Linked DNA regions of Homo sapiens: region 2 is linked to region 1. A link is an interaction called in ENCODE POLR2A ChIA-PET data of the cell type or tissue named here. Cell type or tissue: HCT116. All regions are shown on one strand. Each heading gives the region's core, and the rest is flanking DNA. Links, peaks and the distances in the headings are about the cores only.

Region 1 (7,433 bases), core at 1,021-6,020:
CTTATCTGCAATATGAGGATAACACCACCCATACCACAGATTGTACTGGTAAAATGCATTGCCCTGTTCCCAGCTTATAGTGATCTACAGTTAGAGTATAATTTGTAATATGCTATAAACTATGGCATACTATAAAGTATTGTGGTAGTTAATTTAGAGCACACTTTCCTCATGTCCCTTCTCCTTTGTACACATTCACCAGTCGCATCCTCTTGTGACACGCTAGCTACTGTAGAAAACACATCCATGAGATTCTCAAGGCCTCCCACTCCTTACCCTAAAATGGCCAACATGTTTGCCAGCAAAGTGGTGGAGGAGCCAGCTTGCCAGCTTTAGCTCTGAATTCCATGTCTCTCGTGCTCCATCATCATCTAGCAGGCCCATGGCTTTGCCCTTTAAAACCACTGGCCCCTGCTGGGGAGGGTTAGTCACATGGGACAGTGGTAACACTCACGTTTGCACATTCACCCACAATGGTTCATGTCAGTCCCATCCAACAGCATCCTCCTAAACTGCTCCTGGTCACCAGAAATCCCAGCTCTTTGCCTGTGTTCTATAAACTATAGCCCCTGATACAAGAAGAAGGCCTTGCAGTTACATGATGCACATTTAATGAGGACTTAAACAATCTATAGGCATTGACCAAGAATCTACTATAGTCAAGACCCAGGGCGAGATGCTGAAACGAGGCACTGACTTTAAAAAGCATTTAGAGACAAAGATACAAATGTTTCATCATCCTTCATCAAAAACAATTACTCAAAAAATAAGAAAATGATTCTTAAAGTACATTTTACAGATGGAAAAGCCAAGTCATCAAAAACCATACCACTCCAGAATGCAGGAATCCTATCTTCCCTTTACCTCTTCAATCACTAAGTAGCCTCTGTAGGAGGTGACATTATCTCCTCAAGATAGTAATCATCATTTCCTTGTCATAGGATACGCCTGCTTCTTATTTTCTGGATTCATGCATTAAAAAAGATAAATCTTCAGCTAAACTACTCATCTGTGTCAGCAAAAACATTTATAAGAGAAAAAAAGTGGCTTGAAATATAAAAATCAAGAGATGTTTAAAAGAAAAAAAACCCAGAAGATAAGTCTGCTTATGTTGAAAAAACTGCATTTCTCAAAAGATCATTATATTCACAAAGGGAGTGACATTTCCTTAGATCTCAGCATCACAGAAGTCAAGGACAAAACTGTTATAGCTAGAAAATCTAGGATTATGGGGAATGCTTAAACATTCACTTATGTGGTTGGCCAGAACTAGACAGGGTTAATCTTGCTTATTTTGATCTTCTAAGGATGAAAAGTGAGAGCTTTTTTCCTCATTTTTCTAATGTTTTCTCTCTGACAATTCATAACTGAATTGGGCAAAGTATAAGTTTTCTTCTATATCTGTAACCACCCTTGGCTTCACCCATGAGAAACAGACTTAACTTGAAGGCTCAAGCAGTAAATATTTCTTGAGGAATTAGTTCATTTTGCACCTATAACAGGATATCAGAGACTGATAATTTATAATGAACAGAAATTTCTCACAGTTCTAGTGGCTGGGAGTCCAATATCAAGGTGCTGGCATCTGACAAGGACCTTCTTGCTGCATCGTCCCATGGCGGAAGGAAGAAGTGTGGAGAGGGCAAGAGAGAAAGAGAACAAGAGGAGGCCAAACTCGCCCTTTTACAACAAACCCACTCCCTCCATAATGACATTAATCCATTTAAGAGGGCAAAGCCCTTTTCACCTAATCACCTCTTAAAGGTCTCACCTCTTAATATTGTGACAGTGACAATTAAATTTAAACATGAGTTTTGTTAGGGACAAACATTCAAACCATAGCAGAGACCAATTAGGCACCAGGCATGTACCAGCATATACCAAGTGCTATAGAAGAGCACTGCCCAACAGAACTTTCTGTAATAATGGAAATATTCTATACCTGTGCTATCCAATACAATAGCTGCTGAACATACAGTTTCTGGGCACTTGAAATGGGGCAAGTGCAACCAAAAAACTGAATTTTATTTTTAATTTTATTTTAATGAATTGAAACTTAAATTGCCACACTTAGCTAGTGGCTATTATATTGAATACACAGCTATAAGGGACACCAATATAAGAGAAAGCATGGTCCATGCACATATGTGAAACTGTGCCCCAAAGAGTTAAAGAAACCAGGGATTAATAGAAATTCTTGAGTTCACAAGATGGCAGGTAATTAAAGAAACAACTTGCTGAAGCTCCCTCCACTTACGAGATAAAATAACTACTGAAATCTATTGGAACCAAGATGGCCAATTAGAGTGCACAGAATGGGCTTGCTGACCTCACAGCCTGAATTTCTACTGCATGCTTCATACTACCTCCCCTTGAATTTGCACATGCAATCCATGAGGCAACATGCAGAGATAACTGTGCATGCCCAAGGAATTTCCAGACCTCCCCTTTCCTTCCACCAATCATCCATTAATCTCAGAATCCACCCCCTGGGCTGGATGCAGTGGTTCATGCCTATAATCCCAGCCAGCATGTTGGGAGGAGGAAGTGGCCCGATTGCTTGAGCTCAGGAGTTTGGGACTAGCCTAGGAAATATGGTGAAACCTCCTCTCTATAAAAAATACAAAAATTAGCTGGACATGGTAGCACACACCTATAGTCCCAGCTACTCAGGAGGCTGATGTGGGAAGATCATTTGGACCTGTGAGGTTGAGGGCTGAGGCTGCAGTAAGCCAAGATTGCACCACTGCATTCCAGCTTGGGCAACAGAATGAGTCCCTGTCTCAAAAAAAACAAAAAGAAAAAAGAATTTACCCCCTGAACCTTTTCTAATAAATATACTGCCTTGGGCCAGTTGTGGTGGCTCACACCTATAATCTCAACATTTTGGGAGACCAAGGAGAGAGGAACACTTGAGTTCAGCCTGGGCAATATAGTGGGACCTTGTCTCCACAAAAAAAAAAAAAAAAAAAACAAAAAAAAAAACAACTAGCTAGGTGTTGTGGTGCATGCCTGTAGTCCCAGCTACGTGGGAGGTTGAATTGGGAAGATCACTTGAGCCCAGGAGTTCAAGGCTACAGTGAGCCATGATCATACCACTGCACTCCAGCCTGGGTGACAGAGTGAGTGAGACCCTATCTCAAATATGTATGTGTATATATACACACACATACACACACACATATATATATATTTATACACACACACAGACACACACACACACACACACACACACACACATATATATATTTTAAATAAACCCAGCCTGAAGAGACAGATTGGAGCTTGACTCCTGTCTCCTTGGGAGTCAACTTTCAATATAAAGCTTTTATTTTCTTAAAAACCCAGTGTCACAGTGTTTAGCTTCTAGTACATTGGGAAATGAGCCCCTTTTGCTCAGTAATAGATGATCTGCATGTTCTCTCTGAAGAAACAGGACAAGGACACATAAAACGTTGACTCATAATGACAAGGTAGTAGAAAATGATGGCAAGTGAATGGCATGGGGATCAGGGGCTGCGGGAATTTGAAGAACTCAGGGAAGATGTGACAGAGACAGCAGGACATGAGCTGAGAGGGCCTAGTGGGAGAGCAGGATTGTTTAGGCCAAAGATGGCATGACACCATATTGCTGTACTCAGACTACCTCTATTCACACAGCTCATAGGCCACAGGCATTAGCTGAGTTCATACTAAGGAATTTACAGATAAACAGGTTATTTTTGTGGTAGTGGTCTCATGACACTATCAAACAAACAAACAAACAAACAAACAAAAAAGCTCAGGACAGAGGGCACAGCAGGTAATACCTAAAGTCTCCTCCCCTGGAAGTATGACAGGCAAGGCAGTCCCAGTGGGGCTATGATAAGGTGTGCCTTTACAGCAAGTGATCCAGAGAGGAAGGGAAGAGTCAAAGTTCCAGTATGCTTGGGACGTCAAGGCAGGAGGCAGAAGGGTTAGCTTTTGGGTTACAAAAGCTCAAGAAAAAGGTGTCTGGCTGATAATGGTATCCACAAAGGGATAAGAGGGAGGAAGAACTCAAGCTATAGGTGGAAAGGTAGTCTCACACACTCTTCGCATGCCAGGGGGAATCTGCCACCTTTAAGTTCTTGTTTAAAAAAATGTAACAAGTAGGCAAATGCCTAAATATAGACATCCACTGCATCACCATAGGGCTGTGCACACAGCAGCTCCCTCAACTGCTGCATGGGGGTGGTCCCATTTTACCCCACCCCACTTTCCCCTGCCTGACTCACTTATTCTCAATGACTATGGAGGGGGGCTTTCCCACTCCTCTGAGGAGGAGACAATACAGCTTTCTTTGCCCCTTAAATGGAGATGTAACCACAGGGAACCAGATAGGCCCAGAGTATGAATGAAATGGATTCGCCTGCTTCTGCTGCTGTTTTGCTTCCAAATGTTGGCTAAAACAATCTCTCTCCTAAAGCCTATACTCTATCAGTGGATATTCTTTTTTAACCTATCTCCATCCTTTTTTAGAGGGAAGAGGTACTTCAAAACTTTTAGCCTCCTAGAGTGCTATATTTAAAGGTCAACATCCCTAGGAAGGCTAACTTCAATGATCAGATAACACCTTGGAGGAGGATGTCTGTATAAACAGAAAATTCCTAGAACTGTCCCCTCGGGAAAATGGGCATTTGGTTTGGTCCTAGAAGCTGGGAGGAACCTTTCTGAAGACAGCATAAGCCCTGAAAGGGGAAATGGGAGAGCACTCCTTGGCTACCTGGTCTAGGACTGACTCTAGGCAGTGCTCTGAGAGTCAGAACAAGGGAACAGACAGGGCATGGGATTTGACTGCTCCATTCCTGGGTTCACATTCCAGGGCTGGACTAGTCATTTAGCAGTTTGTGACATAGGGATGTCTCTTCAACCTACAAAGTCTTTACTTCCTCATCTGCAAAAGGCCCATTCACTGCTACTCATCTATCACTTCTTCAGGGAAGTTGTCCCCATTGGTCAAATCCCCCTCTCGTGCCCACTGATACACTGGACTCTCTCCTTCAGAGTAGATCATGGTTGAATGTTTACACTCATGCATAATTATCTGATTAGCACTTGTTTTTCTTATCTGTAAGTAAACTTCATTAGAGCAGGAACCATGTCTGTTTTTCTCATGATTGTATCCCAAATTTCAATACCCTATGCAGCACATAGTAGGTTTCAAATTAACACATATTCAACCATTGAATAGATGATTAATTGAGCTCATGTATATGAAAATGATCTCCAAAATATGCAGTACAATGGATATGTTTGTGATTCTTATTTGGTGTGGATGATGACAAGAGAATTAATCCTCTTAGCCACTGGAAACCATTCTGCTTTCATTGAAGTAACAAAACTGCTGCATTTGAAAGACACCATAAGGAAAGGGATTCTTACAAGCTGCCCCATGGTGCCCTCTTTCAGGATTCTCTTCGTGACCATACTAAAATACCCAGCTCATCTGTGTTCACATGAGACATTGCTTTATTTTGATCCATAGATGGTCACTGTGGGAGCCTGGCTGAGTCATATGGACATTTTAAAAAGTGAGACATCTATTGGCTAAATCTGCAGGGTATCTGGTGCTGGACTAGGGACAATGCATTCTGGCCAAGGGCTAGGCTGAGAAAAGCACTCCAGGTCCCACCATCCCCCACCTTTGGTTGAATCCAACTCTATATCCAAAGTGCCATGGGCATCAGGAACCAAAGGAAACTGCAGTGGCCAAACCCCGGGAGAGCTTGCTCCCCCACGCTGATCCATTCAAGGGAACAAAGGCCTTCAAAGTTGCACTGAGCTGGTCTGGAGATGGAAGGCCTTTATGCAGGTTTCCAAGGAGATGACTCAGATGCTGTTACCATAGAAACTGTTGCTATCATCTATTGTCCATCACCCCTTGATAAAAGGAAAGGGGGGGGTGCTGTGGTTTGATGGAGAAGGAAACAAGAAGAGTTGGATTTAAGTCAAGATGAAAAAAACATATTGAGATGGGTCCCCGAAGACTTTAATGGTGTATATAACAAAACCTCTAATCTCCAAAGGAAATGAATTAGGGACATGAATGTTTATGGTTTGTTGTTATTTGTGTTGGTGGAGTTGGGGTGAATAAAATGGCATACAGAATGACCGACACTCATCTGTTGGAGGACCCTGTCAATTAGGATCTCTAGAGAAACATTCAGTTGTGAGGCTCATCAGCATGGTCCAGGCCATAACCCCTGAGGCTAAAGGGTCATAAGGAAATTGATGTAAGCTCTCTGCCCCCTCTCCTCTGCTGCAAACTTTTTTCAGGTAAAAGCGGAGCATATTAGAAGTCCTTCTGATTTTTCCTGCTACTTCATAATAGCCACTGCCATTAAAGAGTTGATTTTTTAATCTAATGAGAGAAGATTATGGTAAATTTAAAAAGTTCCATAAATAACACATAGAAAAGCATATGGGTAATGGAAGACACACTAGACTTGGCATCAAGTCAGAAGATCAGAATTTGAAAGTCAATATCATCAATTATTATTTGCAAGACCTTGGGCACTTCACATGCCTGAGTCTCAATTATCTCTTCTACTTCATGGGGATTGTAACTGCCAGTGTACTTAATATGGGATAAAGCCTTATCAATAAATTATGTTATCACTTGTCAAACACCATGGTGTTTGTTAGTTACCTAAAATGCCACACCCATATCAAAAAAGGTCTTTTGATTTATATATATATATATTAGAGGTGGGATCTCGTTGTGTTGTCCAGGCTGGTTTTGAACATCCGGCCTCAAGCGATCCTCCCAACTCAGCCTCCCAAGGTGCTGGGATTACAGGTGTGAGCCACCACACACGACCAGCTTTTGATTTTAATTATTCCAGGCAGAACCATAGTAAATCCTTTTGTGTCATCCAGCTCTGTTTGAAAAGTTGGCATCCAACCAATTACTGTGACCTTGAAATTGTGGATAACATAGAATATATGTCCTCACAGCCTTCTTTCTCATGAAGGCCATCAGATCATGTGCAGGAATCAAGTCTGACAATTAGACCTGTCTTCCCAAAGTAGTGTTGGCAAGTTACATTTCAATAGGGAATAAGATGCTGAAGCTGTAGGAAAGGCTCTCTGGCACAGTAGGTATGGAAGGAGGACAATGTGGGGGGGACGGGACAAAAATTATTTTCATAGGTAAGTTTTCAAGCCTGATACATGTAGAAATGGGAGTTCTGAAAGCTCTGGAGTCTGGAAACAGAAACAAGTGTAGAAATTATATTGCTATTACCCCAGTCCAAAAAGTCTCTTCCATATCTTTCAGACCCTTTATAAAGACAACATAAACTTTGAACTCATCTTGCAAAATAAGCACTCACAAAGTTGCCAGGTGGGGCCTACAGTGCTCCAGGAAAGGTTACTCAACCCTGGGAACTCTGGGAATCAGACAAAGGAGG
Region 2 (7,433 bases), core at 887-5,886, 180 kb after region 1:
GGACAGAAGTTGGAAGGAAGTGGCCAGGGACTGAATGAAGACTGAGATACTGCAGAGGGTGGAGTACTCTCTCACAAGGCTTAGCTGTGAAAGGAGGAGAAAGACAACATGTTAATTAAAGAAAGAGGTGGAAAGAAGAGGTATTTCATACAGGGAAGGCCATAGCATACTCTTAGGCAGGGAGGAGTAAGCCAGTGCCCAGGAGATGTAACTGTGCCAGGGTGGGGGTGGGGAGTGAAGGGCATAATTAAGAGGACAAGGGCAGACTAACAGGACATGGAAGGCAGATGGATCTCAAAATGAGGGAAAAAGAAAAAAAATTGGACTTCACCAAAATTTAAAACTTTGTGTTTCAAAGGACAATACCAAGAAAGTGAAAAGACCACAGAATGGGTAAAAATATTGCAAATCTATATAAGGGATTTGAATCCAGAATATATAAAGAACTCTTACAACTCAATAGTAAAAAAGCCAATCCAACTTTTAAATGGGCAAAGGATCAGAATAGACATTTCTCCAAAGAAAATATATAAATGGCCAAAAAACACATGAAAAGATGGTCTTTTTTTTTTTCTCTGAGTCTGCTTCCTAGGGAATGAGGAGACATTCTATGTTGTTCAAAAGGGAAATGCAAATCAAAACTATGATGAAATCCCACTTCACACCCAGGAGGATGGCTAGAATCAAAAAGTCAGACAACAAGCATTGGTGAAGATATGAACACACTGCTGGTGGAAAGGTAAAACGATGCAGCCACATTGGAAGTCCCACAAATGGTCACACATGGTTACCATGGGACCCAGCCATTTTACTTTTACCCAAGATAAATTTTAAAAAATAAAAATAAAAACATGCCTGCACAAAAACTTGTACATGAATGTTTATAGCATTATTTTTAAGAGGCAAAAATGGAAACAACCTAAATGTGCCTCAGCTGATGAATGAACAAACCAAATGTGGTATATCCATACAATGATATATTATCCAGCCATATAAAGGAATTAAGTACTGATAAATTATAGATGAACCCTGAAACACAACACTAAGGCAAAGAAGTCAGACACAAAAGACCACATATTGTATAATTCCATAAATATGAAATGTCCCGAATAGGCAAATCTAGAGACAGCAAGTAGATTAGTGGCTGTTCAGGTCTGGGAAGACGCAGGGGGTAAGGATTACAGGTGTGTGCCATCATGCCCAGCTAATTTTGTATTTTTAGTAGAGATGGGGTTTCACCATGATGGCCAGGCTAGTCTTGAACTCCTGACCTCAAGTGATCCACCCGCCTTGGCCTCCCAAAATGCTGGGATTACAGCAGTGAGCCACCGCGCCCAGCCTAGTGTTTCTTTTTAATGTGATGAAAATGTTCTAAAATTGACTGTGGTGCTGGTAGTACAGATCTGTAATATCTTAAAAATCACTAAATTATACATTTTAAATTAGTGAATTGTATGGTATGTGAACTACATCTCAATAAAACTATTAGAAAGGAGGGAACTCAATAGTAAAAAGCCAATCCAACTTTTAAATGAGCAAAGGATCAGAATAGACATTCTCCAAAGAAAATATATAAATGGTCTTTTCCAAAAACAGAAAGGAAGAAGAAAAGTAGCAAAGATCAAGTTTGCAGGGTAGGGCAAAAAGGCAGGAAGGAACGGCCATGGGCATGGTCCCAGGCTGCTGGGGAGGGTAGACAGCAGGACAAGGGCAGCAAAAAGGTCACTGAGGAGCTAAGAGCATCCTCAAGGCAACAAAGGTATAAAGGGAAGGCAGGTAATTATAGCCAGCGAAAGCATTCTGAAAGTTTGAGTCTTGGGAGTAGCTGCATTATGAGTAGGCAATAGTAAACAGTGAGTCAAGCCTGATTAGTATAGATAACTGGCAAAGGTCATCATTAGATGTGGCTGCATGATTTTGACCACTAAAAAGGACTGGGACATTGTGGGCAAAGGAACTACGACTGAAAGCCATAAAATCATGAAATGTACAGCTAACGTGGAAATAGATTTGTCCATCAAATCCCAAGATACCAGGTGTGGAGGAACATACTGGGACATCTGAGAGCAATGTAAGGACAAATAAAATAGGTGTCATTTCAGAGCAGTACTGTATCTTTGGAACTCACTGCCCCCCACCAAAAAAAAAAGTAGTCTGGGCAGAAGATAAGTGTTTTTAAAAGCATCTGGAAAAGCATAAGAAAGTGAACTACGTCTCCTCCTTAATGATGACATCAGAAAATACATCAGACCCTTAATCTGAATTGCTACTGTTCCAGAACCCTGGAAGACAGGACCCTTAGTCTGGGTGGAGAGAAGGGAGAAAGGGGACATAAACACCCAGTGTATAGTGGAATGGTTCTGAGAGCTCTGTACCATGCCATGCAGGCTCAGACGAGTCAGGGATACCCCATTTACGGTGACCAAATGTCATTCATCTGGAGGCCTTCATGGCCGTATGTTTAAGAGGCATCCACAGATATCCTGCTGAGGTTACTGGAATCTCTAAAATCCACATCAGGGAAACCATCAACCAATGAAGCCAGGTAGCAAGGAAGGAAATATAGCCAGAGAATTCAGCTTCAATCTGACCACATGCTCCCAAGCCACAAAATCACTCAGCAATGATATTTACTGCTTTCAGACTTTCCACAATTGGTCATTTCTTCCACTTGACAATTTTTCATTGTGACTATGTTTGTACCTGATGTTGAGGCTTGGGAGGGGGAGATACACCAAGGCATGAGGCAAGGTCCTCAAAGAACATTCCATATCACCAGAGAAGATATATGCAGAGAGGAAAAAACAGAATTTTGTGTGGTAAACAGCTTCAGCAATATCTCTCATCCCACGTGCAATCTTGCAATGTGAACTTGACATTCCCCCATCAAGAAGTAGGGCTTATGTCTCTTCCCTAATAGCCTGTTTTGACCAACAGGATGTGGCAGAAGTGACCCTATGTAACTCAGAAAGACCCAACCTTAAGAGCTTCTGCTTTCCTGCTTGGAACACCCCCTACTGAAAACCAGCTGCCAAACAAAAGGGCCACCATGCTGTGAGGAAATCCAAGCCAGCCAGTGAAGAGAATAGTCACATGAAGGACGACCAAGGCACAGTCATATGAGTGAAGCCTTCTTGAACATTCCAGCCTAGCTGTGGATGAATGCAGCAAAGTGAGTGATCCAGTCAACGCCATAAGCAACAGAAGAACAGCCCAGCCAAGCCCTGCCTGAATTCCTGAGCCATGATTCATAAGCAAATTAAACAGTTATTGTTTCAAGCTACTGAGTCTTGAGGTCGTTTGTTTTGAAGTGATGGATAACTGAAACCAGTTTGAAGCCAGGGAACCAGGGATAAGTCCTGGTTCTGTTATTATCTGACTATGTGACCTTGGGTCCATGACTTCCCCTCCAAACTTCAATTTCCTCATCTGTACAATGATGGGGTGAGGGGGTTGTACTAGATGAGCCATGGTGCTTTCCAGTTCTGACCATCTGTATCATACACGCAGATATAAGGGAACAATCTAGGCAATGAGTGTTAGGACTACAAAGGGAGCAACTATTAATACTTCAGGTTTGAGTGAGCCTTGGAGGAGGTGAAAGAACCATGGACCTGGAGTCAAAAGCCCTGGAGTGTGAGGATTAAGTGAGGCAGAGGCTAGAATAATGTATGGCACATAGTAAGTGCTCAATAAATATCATTAACTGATACACCAATTTGCAACTCTGGACAAATTAATCTCTCTGATCTCCATTTTTTGGTCTGAAAAATCGAGATAACACTAATGTGCCTGTGCCTGTCTCTATAAGAGGAAAAGTCTTTGTATGTAGAAGTCCAATGCAAATCAAAAATCACCTACAGATATAAGATATAACTATTATTAATACTCTTATTATCCTTTGTACCCATAGCATTAAAAGTCTCTTTCTCACCAAGAGAGGAGAGACAGTCAGTTGATGGCACTGGCCACCAGGAAGACATACTGGGAGATCAGGAGGCAGTTACTAAGGAGCCACAGGCTCTCAGGGCATGTGAGATTTACCCACCCACCAGCATCAGTCAGTAAGCCAGGTACCCACTCTGAACACAGACAACAGGTTTCCCTGGCAAGCAGCTCTCAGCCCAAAGGGAAATCTGGAAACAGCCAAGCATTAAAAGTTTGAGCCGGGCGCAGTGGTTCACGCCTGTAATCCCAACATTTGGGAGGCTGGGGCAGGCAGATCACCTGAAGTCGGGAGTTCGAGGCCAGCCTGACCAAAACGGAGAAAGCCCCATCTCTACAAAAAATACAAAATTAGCTGGGCATGGTGGCGCATGCCTGTTATCCCAGCTACCCAGGAGGCTGAGGCAGGAGAATCACTCGAACCTGGGAGTTGGAGGTTGTGATGAGCTGAGATCATGCCATTGCACTCCAGCCTGGGCAACAAGAGCAAAACTCCATCTCAAAATAAATAAATAAATAAATAAATGTTTGAATAATTTCCTGTACCAGAGTTCTAGAGGCCAGCAACCTGAGAACACTCCACTAGAGAGCTGTGACTCAAACCCGTGGCCAACATAGAGTGAATATTCCATAAAAATTATTGAATGAAAAGGCACTGGATTTGGGAGTCTGAAGTCAAAGCCCCAGGCTTAAATCTTGGCTTTGTCATACACAACTGTGAGCACTAAGGCACGCAACAACCTCCCTGAGCCTATGTCCTCGTTTATAAAATAGACATAAGGAGACCCATCTCCTAGGGAAGTAGTGAGAATTAAATGAGGTACTGCAGGTGAAAAAAATCTGGGATTGCACTTGATAACTAAATGCATGGGTTTTTAAGTGCACAGAACCTCTGCCACCCAGATGCCCTTCGATCCTAACCCCACACCTTTCAATCTCTGCAGAACCCTGAAAATGAGTGGCATACTTCCAAAGGAACACTCAATCCAATGTTGATTCTGAAAAACTGCCAGCCCTTGGGAGAGAAAGAGCTGCACTCATTTTCCAAGGGTACCCGACAAGGCAACAATAATACATTTGCATTTTCCAGCCTGCATTTTTCCAAAACAAGGGAAGACTGCGATGTGGATTTAACCCTGAAATCCCAGTGATTGTGCAGTTGCATAGACACTGCTCTGCAGGGATGTGGAAAACAGCCAGAGAAGGCTCTTACCAGGAGCATGTAGGACAGAAAAGCTCGTGCTTCCACCTCTGCTTAGGTCTTGACTAACATGGTGTTTGAATGTGCCAGGGTGCAGCATCAATTACAAAGATCTGGGAGTTAGGACCTGGTCCTCAAAGTCAGCCTTTGCCCAAAGAAGTTCCACCACTCCCCTTACCGTATGCTTTTGTCCTTTCTTCTCTGCCTCACCTCTCTCAAAGAAGGATCCTTGGTCCCCTATTTCTCATTTGCATTGGGAAAACAGCTTGAACCAACTGCGGCTCCCTCTCCTTTCACTGACCACCACTGCCTGTGAATCCAGGGAAGTTACTATAGGAACTACATCACACAGCCCCCAGACATTTGCTTAGAAAAGAAACAGTACATTTGGGAAAGGGAGAGTAAGATCCAGCAAATTGGAGGCAACCCTCAAGCCCAATATTTCTCAAAGTCTGGCCACAATCACCTGCATTAAATCAACTGGAATGCTCGTTAAAGGTACATAGTCCTGGGCTCCCCCAAGATGTATCAAATTAAAATTGGGGTGTGGCAAGACTCAAACTTGTTAACCCCCTCACCTGATTATTCTTATGCACACTAGGTTTTAGGGACCAAATGCAGAGGACTGAACTGTGATAAAATAAAAAGGCTTAAAATACACTTTCTATCTATCTATCTATCTATCTATCTATCTATCTATCTATCTATCTATCTATCTGAGACAGGGTCTCATTCTGTCACCCAGGGTGGAGTGCAGTGGTGCAATCATAACTCACTGCAGTCTCTAACTCCTGGGCTCAGGCGATCCTCCCACTTTGGCCTCCCAAAGTGCTGGAATTACAGGCAATAGCCACCATGCTTAGCCTTAAAAACACTTTAAATCTTATCTCCCTTCTTACCCTCTTACTTGTAAAATAGGGTACTGCTGAACCAAACAAAACACAAGCCAATTTCCCAGTTTATGTATGTCCAAGAAAATTAAATCATGACCCTGATGAAAACTCATACTTTAAAATAAAAACCTCTGCTCACCAAATCAACAGGCCTGGGCAAAAATTAACCCAAGCATCCCATCTTAGACCCACCGACCAGGTCTATTCTGAGAGATGAGAGAACTAAGATAAGATCTTGGCTGCAGCCCCACTCTGTCCCAGCCATACCCAGTAATTCAGCTCTGCATTCCACGGCAGGGTTTAATGTTTCGGGGGACTAAGCGGGGCAGTTCTCCTAGCTCCAGCAAATATGGCTGGGATAAGGTTATTCAGGGGGAAAAAAAGGTGAGCTTCACCAATTCACCCATATACATGAGAAAGAAAAAAATCTAAAGAAACTGACCACACTGGGCACATGTCAGATACTCGAAAAATGTGTGAATTGAAGGAAGAAGACACCTGATGGAATAATCCTTTCGTGAGATGCTAACAGCCTGCACGTACACCATCAAGAAAGAGAAAGAGAACAAAGAGTCAAACTGTCGCCACATCCAAAGTACAACGTTTTCAAAACCAGCAAGACCCAGCCTACTTAGAGGGACAATACTTTTCCACCTACAGGCACACTGTAGGTGCCGAAAGTCCCTGGGTCTCTCTACGTCACAGAGGAGGTCAAGTGGCTTGAAGGAAGAGCAGAACACTGTTCCACAGAAAAAGCACTCTTTCCTGCTGATGGGCAGTGGGAACCGCCACTGCAGTTTCAGAAGCCAGAACTCCTCACTCAGGGAGGTGCATCACAGGGAGTCAGCCTTGCTCACACCTGATGGTCCAGGGCCGAGGCTTCTGCTCCACCCCTCCCCCAACGGTGGACCTGGGGCTCCGACCTCAGCGCTGAAATTCCAGTCATCTCTGCTAAATTCTTCAGCAACAGTTCCCTACTAGATGCTGAAACTTAACATTAAGCCACAAAACTAGCAAATGGGTAGCTTTCACCACTCCCTTCAGTGACTGGCACATGCAGAGGAGTCTGGCAAATTAGCCATTTAGGAAGTGACTCTGACACCTAGACCCGGTTACCTGGAGTTTAAAAAAAAAAAATCTGGATTCTTTTCTTCAATTAGGAAGCAGGCATTCCTCTTTTAAAAGACCTTCCTGAAAGCACCTCTCCCTGGGAGCCCAGCAGGTAAATAACACCAGAGCTTCCTTAAACCGATTCTAAACGACCAGGTGCCCAGGCTGAGCTCACTTGCCGGCTTCTCCTCTGGAGGAGGGATCCGGGAAGTAACTCAATCCAGTCCTAGGCGGGTAAGGATGGGGGAGTCTGCAGGTGGGAAGGGGGAGGTGAGGCAATACCG

Evidence for each region. Peaks named below come from ENCODE experiments on the same cell type or tissue, not always from the same donor. Only the 100,000 strongest peaks of a DNase experiment are listed, where the experiment ranks them.
Region 2: POLR2A ChIA-PET joins it to region 1 with 6 read pairs; 5 of 35 experiments call an interaction of 5 or more read pairs at or near these places.

What each region holds. Positions count from the first base shown.
Region 1 is chr1:162,247,410-162,254,842 of GRCh38, reverse strand. All of the region lies in intron 2 of NOS1AP (nitric oxide synthase 1 adaptor protein), which reads right to left. Among named protein-coding and RNA genes, the nearest start is that of MIR556, 91 kb to the left of the region's middle. RefSeq lists an enhancer at 4,710-5,371. In HCT116, for the core only: no CTCF peak of the experiment used is centred there; no DNase peak of the experiment used is centred there.
Region 2 is chr1:162,070,491-162,077,923 of GRCh38, reverse strand. All of the region lies in intron 1 of NOS1AP (nitric oxide synthase 1 adaptor protein), which reads right to left. Among named protein-coding and RNA genes, the nearest start is that of NOS1AP, 4.5 kb to the right of the region's middle. In HCT116, for the core only: no CTCF peak of the experiment used is centred there; DNase peaks (open chromatin) are centred at 1,883 and 3,263; H3K4me3 peaks cover 955 bases; H3K27ac peaks cover 923 bases; H3K27me3 peaks cover 1,193 bases.